Regions from separate parts of the Homo sapiens genome. Here region 1 is linked to region 2. Evidence: read pairs that join two places in POLR2A ChIA-PET (ENCODE). Cell type or tissue: CD4-positive, alpha-beta T cell. All regions are shown on one strand. Each heading gives the region's core, and the rest is flanking DNA. Links, peaks and the distances in the headings are about the cores only.

Region 1 (8,319 bases), core at 1,142-6,141, 57 kb after region 2:
TGCACTGAAATATTCTTTCAGGTTTTCTGCATGTAATTTTCATAATAATAAGTTTTGGGTGAAAGAGCCTGGGGTGAGGAGACAGTGATTGCTTACAGATTGGCCAAAGAAGGCCGGGAACTTGGCCAATGCGAAGGCCTTCGGGGATGAGTTAAAAAGCTCGGTCTTGACCACATGGGGTTGAATGCAAATTCTTTCTCAATAAAACAGAAACACAGAACTGGACCAAGGATTCAAGTACTGGATGGGAGATTTGGCAGTCCTTCCAATAAAGTTAGCAGTGGCAGCTGTAGTGGTGATAAAATCGCCTGGACTCTGCTGTAAAATCAAGAAGACCAAGCTGAAGTTCCATGTGGAATATGCGTGGTCCAGTGATTTTCTGTGAATAGCTGGGACCTGTCTGCCAGGGTTGAAACCCTCACTCAATGGCTCACTAGTCTAGTGACCTTGGACAAGTCACTTAACATTTCTGACACGCAGTTTCCTCTGCTAGTACTCATCTCCTGGAATTGTTATGTGTGGAGATTAAATAGGACAACATATATAAAATGCTTAACACAAGATATGGCCCACAGTGAGCACTCAACAAACATTGCTCTCATTTTCACTGCACAGGGAGAAGGATAGGGTAAAAGAGAAGGCTTGTTTGCCACTGACTGTAGCAGCAAAAGCAGCCCAACCCACATCTTCTGCCACTTTGTTTACAATTACATGTATGTTCGGGTTATTTAATTTCTTTCTTTTAAGTGAAATTGTGTGGCCCGGGGTTAGCAGGGATGCTAATGAAGTTAAACAACGGAGGAGATTACGCCCTAGCATGGAAAATAAACATTGAGGTCCCTGCTTCAGCGTTTATCTTCAATGATACCTCATCTTTGCCTGGGTAATTATCTCTCGACAGCAGACAGTGCTCCAGCAGCAACGGATAATTCCATTAACATTACCACTTAAACACAGCCTCTCCAGGCTGCTCAGGTCCTCCGGTTGCTTGCTAAGCCTTAGGGGCCTCATATCATTTTGGAATTAAAATGACAGAGTAAATTATTCAAGCACATTTGGTTTTTTCCTAAGCAAACCTCTGCACATCCTTGACTCATCATTTCCCCCCAAAAGCATTGCTGCTGAGAATATTAATTGTAGCAACTCAGTGCTAGCTTTATTATGAAATTTGAGGGTTGGTGATAGTGGAACACTGCTAGTCCTTGGTGAGCTGGTTTCTAATTGTCTGAGGATGAGAAATAGGTGAAAAGGTGGCCTCCTCTGAAAGGGAAAAGTAAGTTTCATGTTTTCTGGAGACTTCTAAATGCCACAAAAGAATTCTGGCCAAAAAAAAAAAAGGAAGAAAAAAGAAAAAATCCAGATCATGTGTATACTTAGGCATGGTGGTGACCCAGAGACCAAGCAAAACAAAAGAAGCAAATTTCATGAGAAAATCCAGCTAAAATTTCATTATTTAAAATGAGTGTGTACTCTCTGTCTAGGTGTCTGTTCCCCAGCCCTGTCTTTGACTGGTCTCATTGCTGGGTGGCATCTTTAACAGAGAGTGTGCAAGAGCCATTGGCAGCAATCTCCTGTGTGGTTGGAGCCTAGCAGTTTACAAGGAGCTTCCCTACACATTGTATCACAATGACCTTGCCAGGTTAGTGGTGCACACCCTGTTCCATGTCACAGGTGAGGGCCCTGAGGCCTACAAAGGTAAAATCACCTACCCGACATTCCATGTCAAATATGGTGGCAGGAGGACTTGAATAGAAGTCTTTGGAGTCGGAAGATCCTACATGGCTTCACGAGAGAAGGGAAAATGTTTATCATTTCATTTTCCTGTGCAGAAAGGACTTCAGCCTTTCTGTCAATGCTAAAGATCTATCTTCTTTCAAAGATAGGAAGTCAGGGTGTCTGCAAAGCACATATTTTCCCACTGGGCTGACCCCAAGTTGACCTTTATACTCCTCTCCACTATCTGTTAATTCCTTGTGTCTGGGTTCCAATGGAAGTGTGGACAGAATGAATGAATGAAGTGAGATAATGGTTGCCTCTCTCACAAAGCTAACACATAGTAGGCTCTCGAAAAAGGCTTCGTCTAATTAAAAAGCAATATTTATTTACTAGCTCTGGCAGCAGATTTGGTCAGCAAAGAGGTCAAAGGGTTGACTTGAATTAGGTTTGAAGGTTGGCTGGAATTCAATTACCCATGACCCTCTAGTCTCTCCTGCCAGCCATGATTAATGGAGGCTGGCTAAAGTAGGATGGGGTTAGTAACACTGAAATCAACCTTCTCTGGAGAATAAAGACGCTGAAATTATCTAAGGAGCATTCTCAAGCCAGATGAGATTTCTTAGGTGGGAAATAACCTTGTGATTCAGCCCAATAACATCAGGGATCAGATCCAGAGACAAAGGACATGCACAATAAAGCTGGGGAATCCTTGCTCCTAATTTTTTCTGACAATCACAGGGGCCTCGTCACCCTGCCTAACATGGATAAATTATCATCAAGGGCTGTGGATGGTTTGGATCTGGATTTTTAAACATCTTGCTTGAGGATATTTGGGGTATACATTAGGGAAAAAGGTCAATTAAAAATCAGATAACTGCATCATTTAAAATAAGAAGAGACTCTACCCTGATCATCACCACTTTCCTTTTTCCCAATACAGATTTTTCCCTCTCGGCCTCGCCCTAATGTTGATCTAATTGCCTTCTCACAATACAAGAAGGCCTTGAAAACTCGGGATTCAGCTACAGGTTTCTTTTTATATTAAAACTTTCTTTTGGAGCTGATCTCTTAGAAGATATTTTGAAAATATGAAGATAATAACAGTTTCTTGTTTGCTTGTTTTCTGTTATTATTTACTAACTTTTTTGAATAAATTTTCAACTTTTTCCAGTCCTTTTGCTTTTGTCTAGCAATGTCTTATGCAGTAGGTAAGGGAAGCTCAAGGAGACATTTTTCCTTTTTGTTATTGTTCTAAGTCTGCACCTCAGTTTCTGTCCTGCTTTGTTTTCAGAGCTCAAGTTCTGTAGCCTATCCTAATTTGCAAGGCTGGCTTATGAGACAAGTTAAGGAATCATTAAGGCACCTACCCTTTGCCTCTTCATTGGCCAAGTAGCTTAATTAACTTAGTTGAAATGCAGTCTAGTATTATGAGAGCAATTGCATTTGTGTATCTTAATAACTTACCTGTCCTCATGCAATAGTCCACATCCCTCTAATAAAAATATATACATGCACATGCGCTTTGACGTATCGATATTCAAGCTCACAAAATAAGCTCAAACTTGAAAAAGATCCAGACTACGGCAACGTTTATTATTTTTAGAGCATAACCTAGTCATTTTGATTAATTCGTTTGGATTGCTTTTTCCTGCAGCTCCCCAGGGAGAGGTGGGAGGAAAAGGCGGTAAAAACATAAATTTTCTTTGGTGATGAGTTCGCATGTTTAGAACTGTAACATGGCAAATCATTGTGAAATCTTCTAATGGATGCCTGTCTCATGCCAAATAAGCCCAGTACCCAAAGCACATCAAGAAATAATTGAAAGACACTGGACTGAATCCAAAAGGTTGTGGCTAATGTTTCACCTAATCTCTCTCCCAGGTCTCTCCTGCCTACTGCCGGCCCTACCCACAAGATGTGAACTTCAGAGCCTTCTTGCAACTGCTTCTTGGCTATTTTCACCCTCTAACCCTCTGGAAGAAGAATGAGGACTATTATGAAGGCAAAAGCATAAAAGGGGAAAAGATTAGCCTCCAGAGTAGGAAGATTGGGTTGTTGGAAGCCAGCACAAGTCTTCCCCTGAAAGAGTTAATTCGCCTCCAATGGGGGTAGGGACTGACCTGGGAGGGGCCTCAGCCTACATAGGACAGGCCTAAAGGCCCCATTGGGGCTGAAGGTGACACTGGGTCAGATCCCTAGGATTCTGCAACTTGAGGTGGGAGTGTCTATAAGCTGGAAACAAAAGTTTCAAAAAAAAAAAAAAAGCTCATTTTGTTTTCAATTCGTTTTATCTTGGCTCTATCTCAGGCACCACTGACTTCAGACCTTTCAAAGCTAAGGGTGGGGTAGGGTGGGGCTTAGTGATTTTTTTTCTTAAAGAGAGAGAACAGGGAATGTGCCTTGAACATGCACAATTTGCTTGAACATGATCATAGTCATTAATAAAAACATTGAGCAATATTTGCTTCTATGTCTTTGGAACTGGCATTTGCAAAGGTAGCATTGACAGATCAGAGAACAGAAAGGAATTCTGCGGTTACTCGTGGAGGAATTTGGACCTGTGAGATATTCATGATGTTAATTATTTATAATTTCAGTTGTTTTAGGCCAGGCTTTGAGCTTCAAGATAATGTGCTCAGAATTGGCAACAAAAATGGTCATTTTTTTGCTAGTAATTACTGGCTTTGAGCTTCAGCTATTTTAGAAGGACACAGAGAGATCTTTAGATCATGTATTCCTGACTTAAGCAAGGAAGGAAAGAAGGAAGGAAGGAAGGAAGGAAGCAAGGAAGGAAGGAAAGAAGGGAGGGAGGGAGGGAGAGAAAGGAAGGGAGGGAGGGGAGGAGGAGGAATAGGAAGAAGAAAAGAAAGGAAAGAAGGAAGGAAGGAAAAAGTAAGGCAGGGAGGCAGGCAGGAACAAAGAAAGAAAGGAAGAAAAGAAGTAAAAAAAATTTTTTTAAAGGACAACCCACAAAACCTCAGAATTTAACTAAGTTCCAGGCCTGAAATTTATTTTTTTGAACAATAGAGATGCACTATACTGTAAGAAAACACAACATGTAAAAATTCAAACTTGCCAAACTAAACAGAGAGAAGTTAAACATTTTACAGGAAAATTTGCTACTAGGACATGTTAAATAAAAGCGCCCTCAGTATCTTTAAACTAGAGATTGATGTACACTTTAACCTTTTAAAACCACGTAAAGTGAAGTCTCCCATGTAAATATCATTCTTAATGTGGAATATCCACACTTGAAAGTCACACATTGCTGGGGTTCAACCTCAGCTTCACCACTCATAGCATGTGACTGTGGCCAAGTTACTTCACCTCTCTGAGCCTCAGTTTCCCCATCTGTAAAATGAGGGCAGTGATAGCACCTGCCTGATTAGACTTAACTGAGTTGCTACACAGAAAGCCATGAGGAAGTCCTGCCACTCAGCAGGTGTTTCATGGCTCTTAGCTTCCTAAGCCTTCTCTTTCCTTCCTACTTCTGGGACCACGTGGTTCAGCCAGCATGGAACAAAAGAAAATTTGACCCACTTTGTAGCTTTAGATGCCTCAGCTTTATGCCAAGTAAGTTGTAACCTCAAACAAATGGGACCCAGAGAGCTTATGGCTGTTTCTGCCTTTCTCATATTTATTTATTTTTTAAACAAATACTTGTATAATGCTTACTATGTGATAGGCATATTCTAAGCACTTGGCAAATACCGACTCATCCAATCTTTTATAACAACCCTATGAAATATATAGTATTATTTATTATTCCCATCTTACATTTGAGGAAGCAGAAACACAGAGAGCTTAAGTAACTGGTCCAAGGACCATAACAGGTACCTGCACAGCCAAGAACTGAACCCAGACAATCTAGTCCATTCCCTCAGTAGGTCTCATGGGTGTATTATTTATTTGGAAGGCCTGCTGAAACCAAAGCAGCCAAATGAAATACCAGGGCCAGTTCTGCACAGACTAAAAAATAACAGCAGGGCCAGAAGTACTGAAGTTGCAAAACCCTCTGCTGATAAGCTTTCACTGCCAGAACCTCAGACCAGAGAGATCTAGATGAAGTTGACTGAATAAGCAAGCTGATTTCCAGTCCTTTGGCACACTGCCCTCTCTCCACTCCTACCACCTAAAAGGGTGCAGACTCCTCTCAGGTTTCTTCATTCTTCCTCACTCTCTTGGCTCAGTGAATGTGAAATTGCTGGCTGTTGCAGCCTAAGTGGGTGGAAGGGTGGCTGGAGGACGGAGAGCATTCAAGTAGTCAAAGAAAAAAAGAAATAACTTGTTTTAACATTTTAATAACTCTAATTTTTAAAATTATCAAAGCAATACCTTTTTTTTTCTTTTTTTTGACAAAGTCTCACTCTGTCACCCAAGTTGGAGTGCAGTGGCACGATCTCGGCTCACTGCAACCTCCACCTCCCGGGTTCAAGTGATTCTCCTGCCTCAGCCTCCCAGCAATACCTCTTTATAGCAGACATTGCAAAGTGGCTGACTCAGCCCCAATTCCTAACACACACATCCCCATCCCTCCTTCCACTTTCCAGCTGGGGATGGCCATGTGACACAAATCTGGCCAGTTAATGTTAAATCTGTGATGGCGTTCTCGTTTGTGTTTTCCTGAGACAGTCCTTCCTGTTCCTTTCCTCTCTCTTTGAATGAATGTGTGATAACTGGTGGGTACAATGACCACATGAAGGCCATGAAGGAAAAGCCATAAACATTTCAGACATTGGTCTTGGCATTGTTGAGCTGCTGAACCACTATTGTTTGAATTTTTGTTACTTACAGCCAAGGACAATCTTATCTTTACAAAGTTCATTATTTTAAAAAGTTAGAAAATACAGGAAAAATAATAACAATGGGGGAAAATAGCATCTGTAATCCTACCATCCAGAAATAACTAAAATCAATATTTCAACATATATTCCTTCAATTTTTCCTCTTTTTTATTGTTTTACAAAAATTTGGAGTAACGCTCCAGAAATAGTTTTGTAACTGATTATTTTACTTACCAATGTGCTATGGCCATTTTTCTATAACAATTATTCATCTACTTATCATTGCATGGATGTTCCAAGGTTTATCTAGCCATTCCCTATTGTCAAATATTTGTTATTTTCCATTTTTAACCATGGTAAACAGTAATAGTGTGAACATGTTTGTAGATGCATCTTTATCTGATTATTTCCTTAGGATAAATTCCTAAAATTGCTGTGAATTGCTGGATTAAAGGGAATGCACATTTTATAGGCTTTACGGACCTATAGATAAAATGCCGTTCATAAAGGTTTTACCAGATTTTCTGCATTCACTTATATTGTGTGCCTTTTTGTTACATCACTATCAACACTGGGATTTAAAAATGTCTGTCAGCTCAATACGCAATGTATAGATTAATTTAAACTAATTTAATAATTTATTGTTTGACATTGTATTAGTCCATTTTCACGCTGCTGATAAAGACATACCCAAGACTGGGCAATTTACAAAAGAAAGAGGTTTAATTGGACTTACAGTTCCACATGGCTGGGGAAGCCTTACAATCATGGTGGAAGGCAAGGAGGAGCTAGTCACATCTTACATGGATGGCAGCAAGCAAAAAAAGCTTGTGCAGGAAAACTCCCTCTTATAATAACTATCAGCTCTTGTGAGACTTACTATCAGGAGAACACCAGGGGAAAGACCTGCCCCCATGATTCAATTACCTCCCACTGGGCTCCTCCAACAACACATGAGAATTCAAGATGAGATTTGGGTGGGGATACAGCCAAACCATATCAGACATATTTCCATGACATCATTTCCCATTTTCAATTCTATGAATTACCTATTATGTACCAAACACTGGTCTAGGCAGTTTGCATATTCTTTTTTTAAAAATCTTCACAAACCATTATCTTTTATTTTGAGTGAGTAAACTATGGCTCACTCATAGTAAGGGGCTAAGTTACTTGTCTGAGATCACACAAACTGGTAAGTGATCAAACTAGGGTCCATAACTAGGTCTGCCTGACTCCAAAGTAGAAACTATAATAAAGGTTTTTGTTTGTTTGTTTGTTTTTAAAAAAGATGCTACATAAGTTCTTCAGGTTCTGGTTGAATCAATCAGGAACCAGTGAGAGAAAGACAGCTCTCTCCAAGGAGTAATTGAAGAGAGTTCATGGAAAGCACTATTTGTGGAGGTGTGGGGAGGAAGAAGGGACCAGTCAAAGGGTAGAGAAACACCAAGGCAGTATCAGCAGCAGAAAGCTGCTGTAATCCCAGGCCTGGAGGGGTAGAAAGAGGGCCCTCTTTGGCAATCTGGTGAGATCTGCAGCAGTGGGAGAGTGGCAGCTATGTGACCATAGAGTCACAGCTACTGTCAAACCACAGAGCAGCCTACAGACATTATACCCAACTCTGATCTCCTATTGGTGCCTCCTATTAGCCAAATCCAACCAGAAGCCAGAGGACAATGAAGTCTGGAAGTATTGTCCATGAAAATCAACCTCCTGGACACACAAGAAAGGAAAGTAGGGTGGAGAATGGACCTGCAGTGCTCCAGCCCGTTTGCTCCCTATTCCCTTTAGAAGAGCAGAGCCATATCCTCCCACAATG
Region 2 (8,319 bases), core at 2,047-7,046:
GCAGACCTTCACAGTGAGTGTTACAGCTCATAAAGGCAGTGCAGATGCAAAGAGTGAGCAGCAGCAAGATTTATCACAAAGAGTGAAAGAACAAAGCTTCCACAGTGTGGAAGGGGACCCGAGCCTGTTGCCACTGCTGGCTGGAGCAACCTGCTTTTATTCCCTTATCTGGCCCCACCCACATCCTGCTGATTGGTCCATTTTACAGAGAACTGATTGGTCTGTTTTACAGAGAGCTGATTGGTGCGTTTACAAACCTTGAGTTAGACACAGAGTACTGATTGGTGTATTTACAATCCCTTAGCTAGACATAAAGGTTCTCCAAGTCCTCACCAGATTAGCCAGATACAGAGTGCTGATTGGTGCATTCACAAACCTTGAGCTAGACACAGAGTGCTGATTGGTTCATTTACAAATCTTGAGCTAGACACAGAGTGCTGATTGGTGTATTTACAATCCCTTAGCTACACATAAAGGTTCTCCAAGTCCCCACCAGATTGGCTAGATACAGAGTGCTGATTGCTGCATTTACAAACCTTGAGCTAGACACAAAGTGCTGATTGGTGTATCTACAAGCCCTTTGCTAGACATAAAGGTTCTCCAAGTCCCCACTAGACTCAGGAGCCCAGCTGGCTTCACCTAGTGGATCCTGCACCAGGGCCGCAGGCGGAGCCTGCCAGTCCTGTGCCATGCGCCCGCACTCCTCAGCCCTTGGGCGGTTGATGCGACCAGGTGCTGCGGAGCAGGGGGTGGTGCTTGTTGGGCAGGCTTGGGCCGTGCAGGAGCCCACAGTGGTGGGGGGAGGCTTGGGTATGGCAGGCTGCAGGTCCCGAGCCCTGCCCCACAAGGAGGCAGCTGAGGCCCAGCAAGAATTCAAGTACAACGCCAGTGGGCCGGCACTGCTGGGGAACCCAGCGCACCCTCCACAGCTACTGGCCCAGGTGCTAAGCCCCTCACCACCTGGGGCCGGTGGCACCGGCCAGCCGCTCCGAGTGCAGGGCCACTGAGCCCATGCCCACCTGGAACTCGCCCATGAGTGCCGCGCGCAGCCTCGGTTCCCGCCCGTGCCTCTCCCTCCACACCTCCCTGCAAACAGAGGGAGCCGCCTCCGACCTCGGCCAGCCCAGAGAGGAGCTCCAATAGTGCAGCGCAGGGCTGAAGGGCTCCTCAAGCATGGCCAGAGTGGGCACCGAGGCCAAGGAGGAGCCGAGAGTAAGCGAGGGCTGCCAGCACACTGTCACCTCTCAGAAGGGGACCCAAGCAGGTTGCCACTGCTGGCTGGGGGGGGCCAGCTTTTATTCCATTATTTGTCCCCACCCACATCCTGCTGATTGGTCCACTTTACAGGGTGCTGATTGGTCCATTTTACAGAGTGCTGATTGGTGCGTTTACAATTCTTTAGCTAGACACAGAGCGCTGATTGGTGCATTTTTACAGAGTGCTTATTGGTGCATTTACAATCCTTTAGGTAGACAGAAAAGTTCTCCAAGTCCTCACTTGACCCAGAAAGTCCAGCTGGCTTCACCTCTCACCTCTTTCAAAAGACAAATAAAATGTACTCCCAAATTTCAAATAGTGATATCGACTTACCACTCAAAATATTTTGTTAATTGTTTTCTTGGTTGGAGGAATGGATTTCTTCTAAGTTGGGTCCTCCCTCACCTTTTCCCTGTGTGCCCAATGACTGACCAAGGCCAGCAAAGCAATCTGTGCTGGCTGAACTAGGTTTGTTGCTGTGCAAAGTTAACTGAGCACCTCATGATATTACAGGAAGGCGACATCATCAAGGTGCTTTGAACTCTGAGGAACATAAAAAGGCAATAGACACACAGGTTCAAAAAGGATTCTGAAAAATAAATTAGCTAGGGGGGTTCTGAATAATTGGATTTGGTTTACTTGTTCAGCAAGTATTCATTGAGTTCTGAACATAGCATTGAGTTAAGGGCTGAGGAGATGTAAAGGTGGAAAAGCCATGATCCACACCGTTGCAGAGTATGCTGTACGGCTGGCAAGTCAACACATGCACCTCAACATTAAATACCAATACAAGGCAGTAAATGTTAATGAGTGGTTGGACATCAAATGCTGGTGCTGTTCAGAGGAGAGGGAGAGAGATCACCCAGGGCTTGCAGTCAAAGAGGGCCTAAAGCTGCCCTCAAAGTTTGCAGGAGATAAGGAAAGACCGAAAGGATTGATGGAGCTCTTTAGATAGAAACCTACTGAGCAAAAGGCACAGCTCTGGGAAAGAAAACCATCCATGCTGGCGGTAATTAGCACAGGGATCAGAGTCAAGCCTGGGTGAGGGTTGGAAATAGTAAAAGATGAAGTTCAGGTTTCATTTCTTAAGTACTTATAAGGTGTCAGGCACTCTGTTCAGCCCTTGACTGACATTTTCTTGTTTAAGTATAGCAACAACATTAAGGGATCAGTATTATCTCGTGTTTCATTGTAACATGAGGAGGTTGCGGCTCAGAGAGGTTTGGTAAGTAGCCCAAAGTCACACAGCAAGTAGGTGGAAAAGCCAAAAGGCAAACCCAGTTCTACCTGTGTCCAAGTTTATGTGTTTCTTGGGAGCTCTTTTTGTCCTTTTTTTCACTTCTCCAGATCGTACTCCTCCTTGCAGCAGAGGCTTAGCAGAGGGAATAAAGTGAGGCCAGGAGGCAAAGTGTCCCATCCTGCCCATGCTGCCTGTAGCCACTGCCTGGCAAGGACCATATTTCTTCTCCCACTCACATGGCCCTGGGGGTGGTACCGAAACCAGGAAGGGGTGGCCAATATCTCTTCTTTGGCCTTCTTGGTCCTTCTGCTTTATGTCTGTATTTTTGATATCTTTGATATGTATTTTCTAAAAAGCAGGAAAATAATAATGGAATTTGACTTGCACTGTGCTATATACTCTACATGTCATATGGCTCCAGTGAGATTTAAGTTCAACAGTAAATAACAGGAAATTCTCTCAAAATGGATTTTTGTAAAGGTTAGTTCATTCCTCTCTTAAAAGAAATCCACAGGTCAGCAGTGTAAGGGCTGTATGATGGCTTCATGAAGCTTCAGAGAGGCCCTGCCTCCTTTCTTCTTAGTCTTCTACCATCTTTATTCTGCTGCCTCTTGGACCAAGATGGCTGCTTGAGCTCCAGCTATCACTTCTGTTCTCCAACCAGCAGGAAAAGGAAGCAGGTCAAACACCATTGCTTTCTCAATTTAAGGGCCTTCCCTAGAAGCTGATCACAGCATTTCCATTTATAAGTCACTGGCCAGAATGTAGTTAAACAGAACAACTAGCTGCAAGAATACTTAGAAATATAGTCTTTATTTCAGGCTGCCATGTGCCCAGGTCAAAATCCATTACTAGAAAAGAAAGAGAGAATACATATTTAGGTAGACATGGAGCAGTTCCTGCCACAAATCTATTAACTTATTTGATCTTTATTATCATACAATCCTATGAGTTGGATACAAGTATCCTCACTTTATAGATAAGGAAATTGAGTCTCAGAGAGGTTAACTTATCGAAGGTCACACAAGCTGTTAATGGAGGAGCTGGGACTGAAGTGTGTTTATCTGGCTCTAAAGATGTTCGGTCCTCACCCCTACACCTTAGACACAGAGTGCAAGTATTGAATTGATATTCATGGGTTTTTTATTGGGTGCAGGGGGAGTGTTTTTATTTTTCCTAACTAAGATGTAGACATACCCTTTATACCTTAATTCAACTGAGAAAGTGTTAACATTTTCCAAAATAAGTGTGACTAGGAAACCAAGGAGAAACAGAAACCACAATGTAATGAAATGGCGGGGCTTAGAGAGCACAGATTTAGTGTCCTGAAATCATGAAGGCCCGGCCAAGGCTGTAGAGGATGCGCAGGCTCACCTTAAAGGGCACACAGGCCTCGGTGCCTCTCCTGGCCTTCATCCAGTTGTTCTTAAACTTGCCCAGGGTGAGGAGTATTCATCAACAGATGGTTCCACTAGCTCAGCTTTTGTGATGTTTGGCTTTGATCTAGGCTAGTACCTGGGCCTCCTCTCCCTGCCATCTCATGCCAGCCAGTGGGTCCACCCTGGAGCTGGCTCACTGCATGCTGCAGCCTCTATCTGATGTCCTAAGTGAACCAGCACCAGTCCAGCATCCAGGCCTATAGAAAACCTCCATCATGAAGCTAATTAGCATAGCATAGGCGAAAGACACACCCCAGCCTGAGGAATGTCAAAGCCTTTTCTCTTCTCAGGTTACAGAAGACTTCTTATTTCCCCAGATGCTTTCTGCAGATAATTCTGGCACTTCCTCTCCAGCCAGGAGAATAATGAACCAAAGAAATCAGTCTTAGTCCATATAGTACAGTGGTCTCTGCAGAAGGCCGGCTCTCTTATAACCAGACACATTTTTGTTTCTGAGTGATTTTCTCTCTCCCACCCTCTCTCCCTCTTTTTCTCCATCCTGGCCTTCCTCTTTTCCTTCCTTCCTTCCTTCCTTCCTTCCTTCCTTCCTTTTCCTCCCTCCTTCTTTTTCCTCCCTCTTCTTCCTTCCTCCCTCCTCCCATTCCTTTCACCCTCTTGGTTTCTCTTTTCTTCTCTCTCTTGCTTTCTTGCAGGGTGCATGTGTCTCTGTGTGTGTGTGTGTGTGTGTGTGTGTGTGTGTGTGTGTGTGTGTGTTTCTATACTTGATCTTAGCCAAAAGGCTGAGAACCCATGTGTGTATTTCTGTAAGAGAGCAGACACAGTGCCTGCACCCAGCCAGTAATGGGATTCAGTGTTTTAAATGATACCCAGCAAAAAAGTCTTCACCTGAACTAGAAAAAGAGAGTGCATTCGGAAAAGCCTTCTCGGAAGACGTGGCATGGGGACACCAAAACAAATAAGCATGGAGACAAGAACTTTTGAAAACAGAATGATTTGTTCTCAGGCTCTTCTATCAAACCACCAGTCTTTTTGCCTGTGTCTAGGAGCCACCACCCTTCTGCAAGGAAATGAACAGCTACTTTGAAGCTAACAAAGCCACCTGAAGACGATCATGAGCTCCGGTTCTCTTGAAACTGCCTCCCTGGTTAGTTGCATGATTCAGGGTTTGTTTGCCAAAGAAATGAATGATTTAGGATCTTGTGCAGCTGTTTTTCTCTTTATAGAAGTTTCAGGTTTTTGTGCAAAGGAAATGCTCTAGAATGAACTGAGTTCCTCCACATCCCCATTCAGACCTTTCAGACTGGAAAAGTCTTGGCTTGGACCGTACACCTTCCAGCCTCAGACACAAATGCCTTTATCAGGCCCAACCCCACATAACCCTAAATGTGCAACAAGGAGGCACTGCTGACTTCCTCCTCCTCTTCCTCCTTCTCCTGTGTACACAGCCGTTATCCAGCTTGAGTGTCTGTCTGTCTGTCTGTTGTACTTGAAAGAATAGATGCTTTGTTCTCACACTTCGAGTTAGAACAACTTTTATCCACACTGACTTGTGAAGGCCCAGGATGCTCCTGTGGGACCTTGTTCATTTTCAGGATTTACATTACAATCCTGAATTCAGCACTCAGAAGAGATGTCACTGTCTCAGAGTAGGCAAAATCCTTTCTCTTTATGAAATGTTCCATAAAAAAAAAAAAAAAAAACAAAACCAGTGTCTGCTTTATAGCTGGAAAGAGTCACAAGTATATCATGCACCTGCCAGATTTCACTTCTTTTTGGAAAAGATAGTGCATTCCCACATATTATCATGCAGTCTCCCAGAAGGTTTGCCAGGCAGGAAGCAGAATGAATGACACAGATTTTCTTTTCTTATCACGCAGGTAAACTCGTTGCTCCTCATTTTAAAATAATGGCTTAAAAAAGATTTTTAAACCATAACTTATAGGAAAAAACCTGACCACTATGGAGGGTTTCATGTTAGATCAGTAAAAGTTAATGACTCCGGTGTGCCACAATGTTCTTAAGCACTTTTTCTATTCAACAGATCCTTATTAAGCATATATTGTATAAATAAATTTATGATATGCCCTGCTGGGAATGATAGACACATAAGAACTAGGCCTGGGCCTTAGAAGATAGCAATCTGGTAATTATAAATGGTTACTATTCACTGAGCAGGTCATGTGTGCCAAGCACTTCAGCTACCGTCACAACAGCTGGAAAACCCATCTTTATTCCCAGCAAATTAAGACTCAAATAAATTAGGTAGCTTTCAAAGTCAAAGACCTAGCAGATCATAAGAGTCAGAATTCACATCTGGGTGTGGATGACTCCAAAGCTCATTCTGTTTTCCACTACTCTATGCCACCTCTCCATTTAGCCAGGGATGTTTATCAGTCAGGGTCTTATCGGGAGACAGAAACCAGACCCCTTATTTTAAGCTGCTCACTAGGTAACTGAAAGAGTATAAAGAGAGCTCTTAAGGTGTCAAGAAGATAACAACTGCAGGAAGCAGCTACTACCCCTAAGGCTGAGGAAGTAAAAAGGGAGAAGCTGCAATGATGAAAACTTAGAATGTAGAGGGTGGGCCCTATGGAGCTGGAGCTTGGGCCTCTGAAGAGTGGATGCCGCTTGCTAGTGCTGATGTCTCTGAGCTCAAAGGAGTCTGAGGCTCAGACTCTGAGAAGCCTGGTGTCCACATTTTGGAGGGCAGTGCAACCAAGCTGGTTCTGAAGTGTTTGGGAGAACTGTCACCTGGATTCTTCCACTGCAATGGGAAGGAACTGCCACTGCCAGAGTGAAGAAGCGGTGTTGGGTGACACTCACAGGACTAGGACGCGGACAGGAAAGAGTAAGTCTCTGCTTCCTTCTTCAGCCTCACAGCCTACCTGTAGCCATTCTGTTGGCAGCGCCCGACATAGTTTCAGCTAGCAAAGCAGAAAGATGGTTTGCATCATAAAACAGAGTCGAGAAGGTAGACTTCGAACTGAATGACAGCTACTTGCTAACTAGCCCAGGAGGCAAGATCAAAGAAAACATCATCGTAGGTATTGCATGATCATGTCTCTGATGACTCTATGGATTATAAATACTCTGGAATTGAGAAACTAGTTAATGGTTGTATGTAAGGCTCTTGCTACTGAACTTGGATATTCTTGGGGGCAGGGACTATGTTCTTTTCATGCCTCTGTCTCCAAAACCTTCCTGGTAGTAGAAAGATGCTCAGCAGGGGCCAGTTAAAGAAAGGAATAACTCTAATGCTATAAGCTGTTATAAGGCTGTATGTGTTTTGCTGCTGGAGTTTTGAGATCCAGTTCTGAACCCTAGGGGCTCTTCTATTCCTGACTCAGAAGTGTGGAGGATTAAAGGGACTGGTTACTCTTAGTGAGAGCAGACTAAAGTGGTCCTTACTAAGGGATGGCAGCGTTAGAGTCTGTCCCAAGGGAGGCTCTTCCAGCCCTGGCTGGAAGTGTTCAGGATTGCTTCTCTATGGTGCTGTTTGTCTATTGCATGATGTTTGGTCCTGCCTTCAATACCAGAACCACCTTCTTCCTCTCTGGCTCCTGTCCCTCCCTTGTGTCTCACTATTGTTAGGCCTTGGAACATGTGTGTTTGCCTGGAGTTGTGGACGCAAACACTCCCATAATCACAGCACATACTTAGAGATCTGGAATAGAGAAAGAGGCAAGAGTCTGGGCCCTTAAGCTCCTGGTAATTACCATGGGTGATGCATGGATTCCTAGAAGCCCAGCATATCAGCTCTGTTAGAGCACTGGAAAGGGACTTAGAAGTCTACTGATTCAGCACCCTCATTTTACAGGTACAGAAACCGTAACTCAAAGGTAAAGAGTTACAGTTTGGGAATCACCTCTCTCAAACTCTACAGCTAGTAAGCCAGTCCAGAGTATTTTGCACAGTGTCCCATGGGTCCCTGCCCCTCTTTGCTGCACTTTTTTTTTTTTTTAAATGGAGTCTCACTCTGTAGCCCAGGCTGGAGTGCAATGGCATGATCTCGGCTCACTGCAACCTCTGCCTCCTGGGTACAAGTGATTCTCCTGCCTCAGCCTCTCAAGAAGCTGGGATTACAGGCATGTGCCACCATACCCGGCTAATGTTTGTATTTTTATTAGAGACAGGGTTTTGCCATGTTCGCCAGGCTGGTCTTGAACTCCTGACCTCAGGTGATCCGCCCGCTTTGGCCTCCCAAAGTGCTAGGATTACAGGTGTGAGCTACCGTGCCTGGCCTGCTGCACATTTTTGAATTGAATACAAACATTTCAGTAGAACATACTTGATGTGAGGCACAGAACTTTTGCATATTGTTAGAATCCTGAGTTGAATTAAATTAAATATTTTATTTGGAAAACACTGGGGCATTCTGGATTAGTTTCACCTTAAAGGTTTTATGTAGTATAGTATAATAAC

Evidence for each region. Peaks named below come from ENCODE experiments on the same cell type or tissue, not always from the same donor. Only the 100,000 strongest peaks of a DNase experiment are listed, where the experiment ranks them.
Region 1: POLR2A ChIA-PET joins it to region 2 with 5 read pairs; 8 of 35 experiments call an interaction of 5 or more read pairs at or near these places.

What each region holds. Positions count from the first base shown.
Region 1 is chr4:38,381,780-38,390,098 of GRCh38, forward strand. It overlaps LINC02513 (long intergenic non-protein coding RNA 2513), which reads left to right. Exons shown (of 2, transcript NR_149123.1): 2 at 3,598-3,980. Among named protein-coding and RNA genes, the nearest start is that of LINC02513, 19 kb to the left of the region's middle. RefSeq lists an enhancer at 3,709-4,003. In CD4-positive, alpha-beta T cell, for the core only: no CTCF peak of the experiment used is centred there; no DNase peak of the experiment used is centred there.
Region 2 is chr4:38,324,218-38,332,536 of GRCh38, forward strand. No RefSeq gene overlaps it. Among named protein-coding and RNA genes, the nearest start is that of LINC02513, 39 kb to the right of the region's middle. In CD4-positive, alpha-beta T cell, for the core only: no CTCF peak of the experiment used is centred there; a DNase peak (open chromatin) is centred at 4,964.